Linked DNA regions of Homo sapiens: region 1 is linked to region 2. A link is a contact called in ENCODE POLR2A ChIA-PET data. All regions are on one chromosome and are shown on one strand. The core of a region is the stretch at or near the end of the contact, and the rest is flanking DNA. Distances in the headings are between cores, read along the strand shown. Region 1 has its middle 110 kb from the start of SEC11C. Region 2 has its middle 21 kb from the start of LINC01926.

What was found. ChIA-PET counts read pairs that join two places held with the same protein, here RNA polymerase II (POLR2A).
Region 1: POLR2A ChIA-PET joins it to region 2 with 15 read pairs in activated CD8-positive, alpha-beta memory T cell. The contact joins two enhancer-like sites. POLR2A ChIA-PET finds 5 or more read pairs at or near these places in 3 of 52 experiments (activated B cell, activated CD8-positive, alpha-beta memory T cell and activated T-cell).

The regions. Positions count from the first base shown.
Region 1 is chr18:59,030,261-59,034,318 of GRCh38, forward strand. It overlaps the pseudogene OACYLP. Among named protein-coding and RNA genes, the nearest start is that of SEC11C, 110 kb to the right of the region's middle. Within about 2 kb of position 1,256, at least 3 of the 41 ENCODE cell types and tissues checked have a DNase peak (open chromatin) inside an H3K27ac peak, as active enhancers do.
Region 2 is chr18:58,790,822-58,795,016 of GRCh38, forward strand. No RefSeq gene overlaps it. Among named protein-coding and RNA genes, the nearest start is that of LINC01926, 21 kb to the right of the region's middle. Within about 2 kb of position 2,775, at least 5 of the 41 ENCODE cell types and tissues checked have a DNase peak (open chromatin) inside an H3K27ac peak, as active enhancers do.

The sequences.
Region 1 (4,058 bases), core at 6-2,505, 240 kb after region 2:
GATCAAAGACTAGAACAGGGCTTGGGGTTTCACTGCAGCAATTCTCTAAGGAACAATTCCATGGCCACAGTGTCTGCTTTCAGTGTCACACTTACACACATGACCCGTAGAAGCTTCCTGACATCACCAGGAAGGGGAGTGATTTACATAGAAACTGAAGGGAGGGTGTTGAGTGTGCAACACAAGCTAATTCACACAGCATGCTATGTGTGAGCCAGAAACAGATTAACCCAGCATAGGTAGTGAGAGGCCGGATTTTGATGAGATAGACTGCATTGGGTTTTAGTGAAAAATCAGGAGCATTGCCTTCATTTCTACCTGCCTACCTATACACCAAGGCAAACAGAATGTGTCTCTCTCTCACACAAAAAAGCCTGGTCACTCAAGTACCTTCAGAACATGTGGAATAAGAGGGTCGGGCTCAGTGGCTTATGCCCGTAATCCTAGCACTTTTGGGATGTCAAGGTGGGAGGACTGATTGAGCTCGGGAGTTTGAGGCCAGCCTGTGTAATGCAGCAAGACCCCCATCTCTACAAAAAAAAAAAAAAATTAAAAATTAGCCAGGCAACAGAGTAAGACCCTGAATCAAAAAAAAAAAAGAACAGAGCATGGAATAATATTTGACAGATTTCTTTTAGGTCCACACAATTATCCTTTCTTACTGCAACTAGGGGGATAAAAATAAAAATGAAATGGCTGGGCTCGGTGGCTCACCCCTCTAATCCCAGCACTTTGGGAGGCCGAGGCGGGTGGATCACCTGAGGTCAAGAGTTCGAGACTAACCTGGCCAACATGGTGAAACCTCGTCTCTTCTAAAAATACAAAAATTAGCCAGGCATGGTGGTGGGTGCCTGTAATCCTGGCTATTCGGGAGGCTGAGGCAGGAGAATTGCTTGAACCCAGGAGGCAAAGGTTGCAATGAGCTGAGATCGTGCCACTGCACTCCAGCCTGGGTGACAAGAGCAAGACTGTCTCAAAAAAAGAAAAGAAAAGAAAAGAAAAGAAATTTCAGTGAATGAACTAGAAGGATATGAATGGATATGAATAAATGATAAGTAGCTTCAGGGAATATGCCTACTGTGGAAGGCATAGAAATTATTTTCTCAAATCCTATTCAGATTTTTTTTTTTTTTTTTTTTTTGGGACAGGGTCTCCCTCTGTCACCCAGGCTGGAGTGCAGTGGCATGATCTCAGCTCACTGCCATCTCCGCCTCCTGGCTCAAATGATCTTTGTATTTTTAGTAGAGATGGGGTTTTGCCATGTGCTGCCCAGGCTGGTCTCAAGCTCCCGGGCTCAAATGATCCACTCGCCTCAACCTTCCAAAGTGCTGGGATTCTAGGCGTGGGCCACTGCGCCCAGCCCTATTCGGGTCTTAAGGCCAAAAGAAAAACAGTAGCAACACCAACAAAAAGCTCAACAATAAGAAAAACAAAACACATGTATGTGTAAGCAGAGATATGATATAAGAAGGAGCCAAGAAGGCCTAGAGGTCCCTGGCACAACCTCTTTCCCAAAGCTGGAAGCAGCTCTAGCAGCCGGGTGGCTTCCTGTGGACCCATCTGTGATGGGAAGTGCTGGCTGTCAGGCTTCTGAATGAGAGGCAATCCCTGCTGTCCTGTAATTCCCACCAGGGGCCCTGGTTTTGCCTTCTAGGGCCCAGAAAATAATCATGCTCTCTTGTTTCTATTGCAGCCCCATCAGATGTTGAGGGCAGTTATGACGGCCCTGTCCAAGTCTCAGAACCCCTCAATTACTTCACACGATGTGGTTCTAGACCTCTGTCTCTGTGCCACTCCCCGCCCCCAACCCCGCACTCCCACACCGGCAGCCTGTAGACAGTTCCACAGTCGGAGTGGCAGAAAGAGCACATGCTCAGGGATCCTGTGACCCAGTCAAACATGCTTTGATTGCTAACTCTCACCTTGGTCAGATTGTGTGACCTCTATGAACCTCAGTTTCCACATGTGTAAAACAGGGGCATAGAATGGGATCTGTGGAAGGAATTAAATGAGATCATGAGCACTTACCACCTCCTCCTAAATTCATTCCTTGTTTCCTCATTCTCTTCGGTTAAGCCACGAGAGGAAAGAAAGGGTAGGGGCTTAAATCTGCCAAGGCTACATGCTTGGGCTGCTCTGACCTCGCTCAGTGAGCAGCAGGGTCAGCTGGATCGCAGGGACATACCACGTCCACAGAGCTGGGTTGCAGGGACATGCCACGTCCACAGAGCTGGGTTGCAGGGACATGCCACGTGCTTCCAACTCTCTGATGGGAGTGGAGCCCACAGTCATTAGAATTCACCATTGTGCTCATCTCTGCTAGGCTGGCCCTCAGAGCCCGACCTTTTAAGGCTGGATCACAGGATTTAGGCCAGACACACCTGGTATGGTGTTAGGGACTGAAACTTTAGGTTCCTCACCCAAAATGAGGCACCCTATGATCAGGACATTAACGTTATGTTAGCTTTCTTTTAGCAGGCACATTGAAATGTGGTCTCAAAATAGGGGTTTTCCATGTTCTGTTGCCATAACAAGTTTTTAATTTTTGTACTTAATACCATTAAAGGATGCTGGGCGTGGTGGCTCACGCCCATAATCCCCACATTTTGGGAGGCTGAGGCAGGAAGATTGCTTGCACCCAGGAGTTCAAGACCAGCATGGGCAATGTGGCAAAACCTCGTCTCTACAAAAAATACAAAAATTAGCCGGGCATGGCGGTGTGTGCCTGTAGTCCCAGCTACCCAGGAGGCTGAGCCAGGAGGATTGCATGAGCCTGGAGATGGAGGTTGCAGTGAACTGAGTTCATATCACTGCACTCCAGCCTGGGGGATAGAGCCAGACCCTGTCTCAAAAAGAAAAAACAAACAAAAACCCATCAAAGGTAAAATATCACATCTCTGAATGTTTGAAAATAAAAATCAATTCGGAGAGACCCAGAGATTCAGCATTTTTTTCTCTCTCCACTTTTACGTTAATCAGTGAGTCAAATCAACATAAGACCACCGTGTCTTCTAGAAGTTTAGAGCTAAATTGGGTATTTGGATTCCTGACTCTTTATCCTCCAAATAACCATTGCATTTGCTTAGAATGCTTTCCCGTCACATGAGCCTGTCCTTTGCTCTTTAGATGAGAACAATATGAGTGAATGTATAAGGAAGTTTTCATGACATACATACATAGCTATGGATTCAGCCCCTGGGCAACAGGGCTCTTACTTAACGGCCTGTTGCTTAAAGTGGGCTCACTGTGATTGAGCAAACCGGAAGTGGCTGCAAAGTTTTTTAGAGCATTGTCACAACCAATGGGTCTTCAACTTTGGAGTGCATCAGAGTCACCTGGAAGACTATTACAGCACAGATTCCTGGGCCCTGACCCAAAGACTCTGACCTGGTAAGTCTGTGGTGGGGCCTGGGAATCTGCATTTCTAATAAGTTCCCAGGTGATGTTGAAGCTGCTGGCTCAGAGACCTCTGCTTTGAGAACCGGTGATTGCATGCATCATTTCAGCCAATCCTCCCCACGTTCTTATTGTTTATAACACTTTCCATTTACAAATGAGCTAAATGAGCCTCAGGGAGGTTGTCCTCCCTCTAGACCAGTTATTTTCAGAAACCTTTATAAACCACTGATGGGTAAGTTCATTCACTAGCAGAATTTAGATGGAAAAAACATAGTAACAAAACATATTGAGCACTAGCTTGCCACATGAGGCATCAAACCAGATATTTGATGTTCTAGAATCCCCATTACAACCCTACCAAAAATTATACCCATTCTAAAAGCGAGGAAACTGAGGCTCAGGGAGGCTAAAGAAGTTGGCCAAACCTGGCAGAGCCCGGGTCCTGTATCTCTCCACTGCTCGGGAAACTGAGGAGGAGCAGGTGAATCAGCTCTAGGAGGCTGCTGGTTGTGCTGTAGTTGTGGCCAATTCCTGAGTGAAAACCCCTGTGAATGAAAAGGGTGGGTGTGGTGACTTCAGACAGAGACGCAATCACAAAGTGACTTAAATGGAAAAACTTGTATTCACGGCTGGAACTTCAAAATGTTAGGTAGTTAAAT
Region 2 (4,195 bases), core at 1,525-4,024:
GCAGGAGAATTGCTTGAACCCGGGAGGTGGAGGTTGCAGTGAGCCAAAATTTCACCATTGCACTCCAGCCTGGGCAACAAGAAGGAAACTCCATCTCAAAAAAAAAAAAAAAAAAAAGGAAAGAAAAGAAAAGAAAAAGAAAAAAGAAAACACTAGCCTCGGGCTTAGAAAGTTTGCTGAAAATGAAGAATGAAGATTTTCTAGGCACTACTCAGACCTGTTAAATGAGAATCTTGGAGGCTTCGGGAGAGCTGAGGAAGGGTGTTTTTGTTTTGTTTTGTTTTTTTCTTAATTGAGACTGAATCTGGCTGTGACGCCCAGGCTGGAGTGCAATGGCACAATCTCAGCTCACTGCAACCTCCACTTCCCAGATTCAAGCAATTCTTCTGCCTCAGCCTCCCAAGTAGCTGGAATATAAGCACGTGCCACTATGCCCAGCTAATTTTTGTATTTTTAGTAGAGACGGGGTTTCACCATGTTGGCCAGGCTGGTCTTGAACTCCTGACCTCAAATGATCCGCCTGCCTCGGCATCCCAAAGTGCTGAGATTACAGGCGTGAGCCACCACACCTGGCCCAAGGAAGGTATTTTCAACACCCTCTTCAGGCAGTTCTAAAGTAATGCGATCCACCTGTTAGGGACTAAATGTTTGTGCCCCTCCCCCGCAAATTCATAGGTTGAAATCCCTACCCCCAAGGTAATGGTATTAGAAGGTAGAGCCTTTGGGAGGTGATTATGTCATAAGTGGAGCTTTGGGAATGGGATTAGTTCACTTATAAGAGGAACATCCCAGAGAAGTCAGCATCTGCAACCTGGAAGAGAGACCTCACGAGAACCTGATCACGCTGGTACCCTAATCTCAGACTTCCAGCCTCCAGACCTGTGAGAAACAAAATTCTGTTGTTTTATAAGGCATGCCATCTATGGTAATTGCTTATAGCAGCCTGCACCATCTGAGTGGATGTTTGCTTTCTTTAAAGTTTCTTTGACCAGGCGCGGTGGCTCACGCCTGTAATCTCAGCACTCTGGGAGGCCAAGGGTGGTGGTGGATCACTTGAGGTCAGGAGTTCAAGACCAGCCTGGGCAAAATGGTGAAACCCTGTCTCTACTAAAAATACAAAAATTAGGCGGGCGTGGTGGTGCACACCTGTAATCCCAGCTACTCGGGAGGCTGAGGCAGGAGAATCACTTGAACCCAGGAGACAGGTTGCAGTGAACCAAGATTGTGCTGCCACTCTCCAGCCTGGGTGACAGAGCAAAACTCCATCTCAAAAAAAAAATGTGACCACTCAACCCCTCTGTCCCGGCCTTGCTGTCCCTGCTGGTCCTTCCCCCCTCCCTCCTTCTTATATGTGCCCAGGAACCAGAAATAGCCTATCAACCCTGAAGGAGTCTAACAGGCCTTGCCACTTACCACCAGTCCCCAGCAGAGCTTCCCGGAATCATTGTCCTCTCCCTTCCCCTTGTTCGGTTTTCTCTTTCACTTTCCTAGGCTCTTTGGCTAGGACTGGCTGCAGAAGTTGATTTGCATAATTATTTAACCCTGGTAAGAACGAAAGCTGTAAACCAAATTAGGTATGCCAGCAGGTAGCAGGTATAGAAGAAGAATCACGGGGTACATCTGACCCTCGTCCTTGCTTCTCGTGATCCTAGGTAAGTTATTTAACCTCTCTAAGCCTCTGTGTACTCAGCTGTGAAATGGGGATAGTCACACCTGTTCATGGAGTTGTTGTTAAGAAGTTTAAAAATAAAATCAGCTTTGGGAGGCCGAGGCAGGCAGATCACGAGGTCAGGGGTTCAAGACCAGCCTGGCCAACATGGTGAAATCCCATCTCTACTAAAAATACAAAAATTAGCTGGACGTGGTGGCAGGCACCTGTAATCCCAGCTACTCGGGAGGCTGAGCCAGGAGAATTGCTTGAACCCGGGAGGCGGAGGTTGCAGTGAGCCGAGATCGTGCCGCTGCCCTCCAGCCTGGGCAACAGAGCGAGACTCCATCTCAAAAATAAATAAATAAAATAAAATCAGGCTAGGCATGGTGGCTCATGCCTGTAATCCCAGCACTTTGGGAGGCCAAAGCAGGTGAATCACTTGACCAGGAGTTCAAGACCAGCCTGGCCAACATGGTGAAACCCCGTCTCTACTAAAAGTACAAAAAAATTAGCTGGGCGTGGTGGTGCACGCCTGTAATCCCAGCACTCGGGAGGCTGAGGCATGAGAATCGCTTGAACCTGGCAGGCGGAGGTTGCAGTGAGCCGAGATTGTGCCACTGCCCTCCAGCCTGGGCAAAAGAACGAGACTCAATCTCAAAAAATAAATAAAATTAAAAATAAAAATAAAATCCATATCTATGCAAAGCACCTGGTGCCTGCATGGTAGGCACCATGGATCACATGGTTGCTAAAGTAGCTATTACCAACCTGAATCAAATAACTCTTAGAAAAAAAGATCTGAGGCACATTCTCAAACTCCCCCATTAGTAATAATAAACTTTATTAAGTCTTCTCCCCAGATTTTCCAAGTTAGTCCCTCTCAGGTTAAGGCCCAGGAAAGTGACATTTGGCAGCCACTTGAGATAACTGATCACACTTTGAGAAACTCTAGTCTAAGGCTTTGATGAGCAAGACAGAAATAACTGCAGTTACTGAGTTCTCCTGCTTAGTTTATTACTAAGCAGTCAGCCATTTGTATTGCACAACATCACAGTTGGCTAAGGTTTGGTGGATCTAAGCTGGGCCCAGCCAGGCTTGGTTCCAAGCTGGAGTTTGCATCCAGGTGTGTTTCATATGTCCCTCATCCTTCCTGGACTGGCAAGTCCCCAAAGCACGTTCCTCTCATGTCACCATTGCTAACATTCCACCAGCCAAGCAAGTACAAGCCATGTCCAACATCCAAGGAATGACTACTGTAACATACCTCAGAAGCATAAAGAAAAATTGGCCAGGAATGGTGGCTCATGACTAATCCCAACACTTTGGAAGGCCGAGGTGGACGAATCACTTGAGGCCAGGAGTTCGAGACCAGCCTGGCCAACATGGTAAAACCCCGCCTCTACTAAAAATACAAAAATTAGCCAGGCATGGTGGTGTGTGCCTGTAGTCCTAGCTACTCGGGAGGCTGAGGCAGAAGAATTGCTTGAACCCGGAGGCGGAGATTGCAGTGAGCCGGGATCACTGCACTGCACTCCAGCCTGGGCGACAGAGTGAGACTCTGCCTCAAATAAATAAATGCTTGCTTCTGCAAACGAGGAATCAGCACGCTATAGCCTGCAGGCAAATCTGGCCTGCAGCCTGTTTTTGTACTATCCACAAGTTAGGAATGGCTTTTCCATTTTTTACAGCTTGTAAAGAAAAAATGAAAATGCAACAGAGACCATATGTGGCCCACAAAGCCTAAAAGATTTATTACCTGGCACTTTAAGGAAAAAGTTTGTTTATCTCTGCTATTTGCCATCAAAAAGTCAAGGGTTTTTTCTGTCCTTTGCCTTCCTGCACAAATAGAGGTGGGTGGTTTCATATTTTTGTTTGTTTTTAAGTTAAAGGGGATTTAAAGATGTTTCTAAGCATGGAACAGAAGCCAGTGGCGATAAAGGACGGGAGCAGTTGGAAAAACAGAAGAGAGGGATGTTAATTAAAGGAGCATGGTCTTGAAAAGAATGGTTTGAAGAAGCAAGTGGAGGGGAGGAAAAATGTATTTTCCTCTACCATCTTACATTCATGGCAGCAGCCCCTATAACAAAAGAGAAAAGCATACAAATGTATTTAATGTAACTTTACCATGGCATGAAGCCTTCAAAAGAAAACAAAAATCCAGGCCAGGCGCAGTGGCTCACGCCTGTAATCCCAACACTTTGGGTGGCCAAGGTGGGGGGATCATGAGGTCAGGAGTTCGAGACCAGCCTGGCCAACATGGTGAAACCCCATCTCTACTAAAAATACAAAAAGTAGCCGGGTGTGGTGGCACGCGCCTGTAGTCCCAGCTACTCGGGAGGCTGAGGCAGGAGAATCGCTTGAACCCGAGAGGCAGAGGTTGCAGTGAGTCGAGATCGTGCCACTGCACTCCAGCCTGGCAACAGCGAGACTCCGTCTCAAAAAAAAGAAAATGAAAACCCAACGAAACAGTTAAACCTGAGTATTTTAATGCTAGATTTGATGAAGGGTATACTAGTGGAGAAATATGAGGTAGCAAAAAACTGT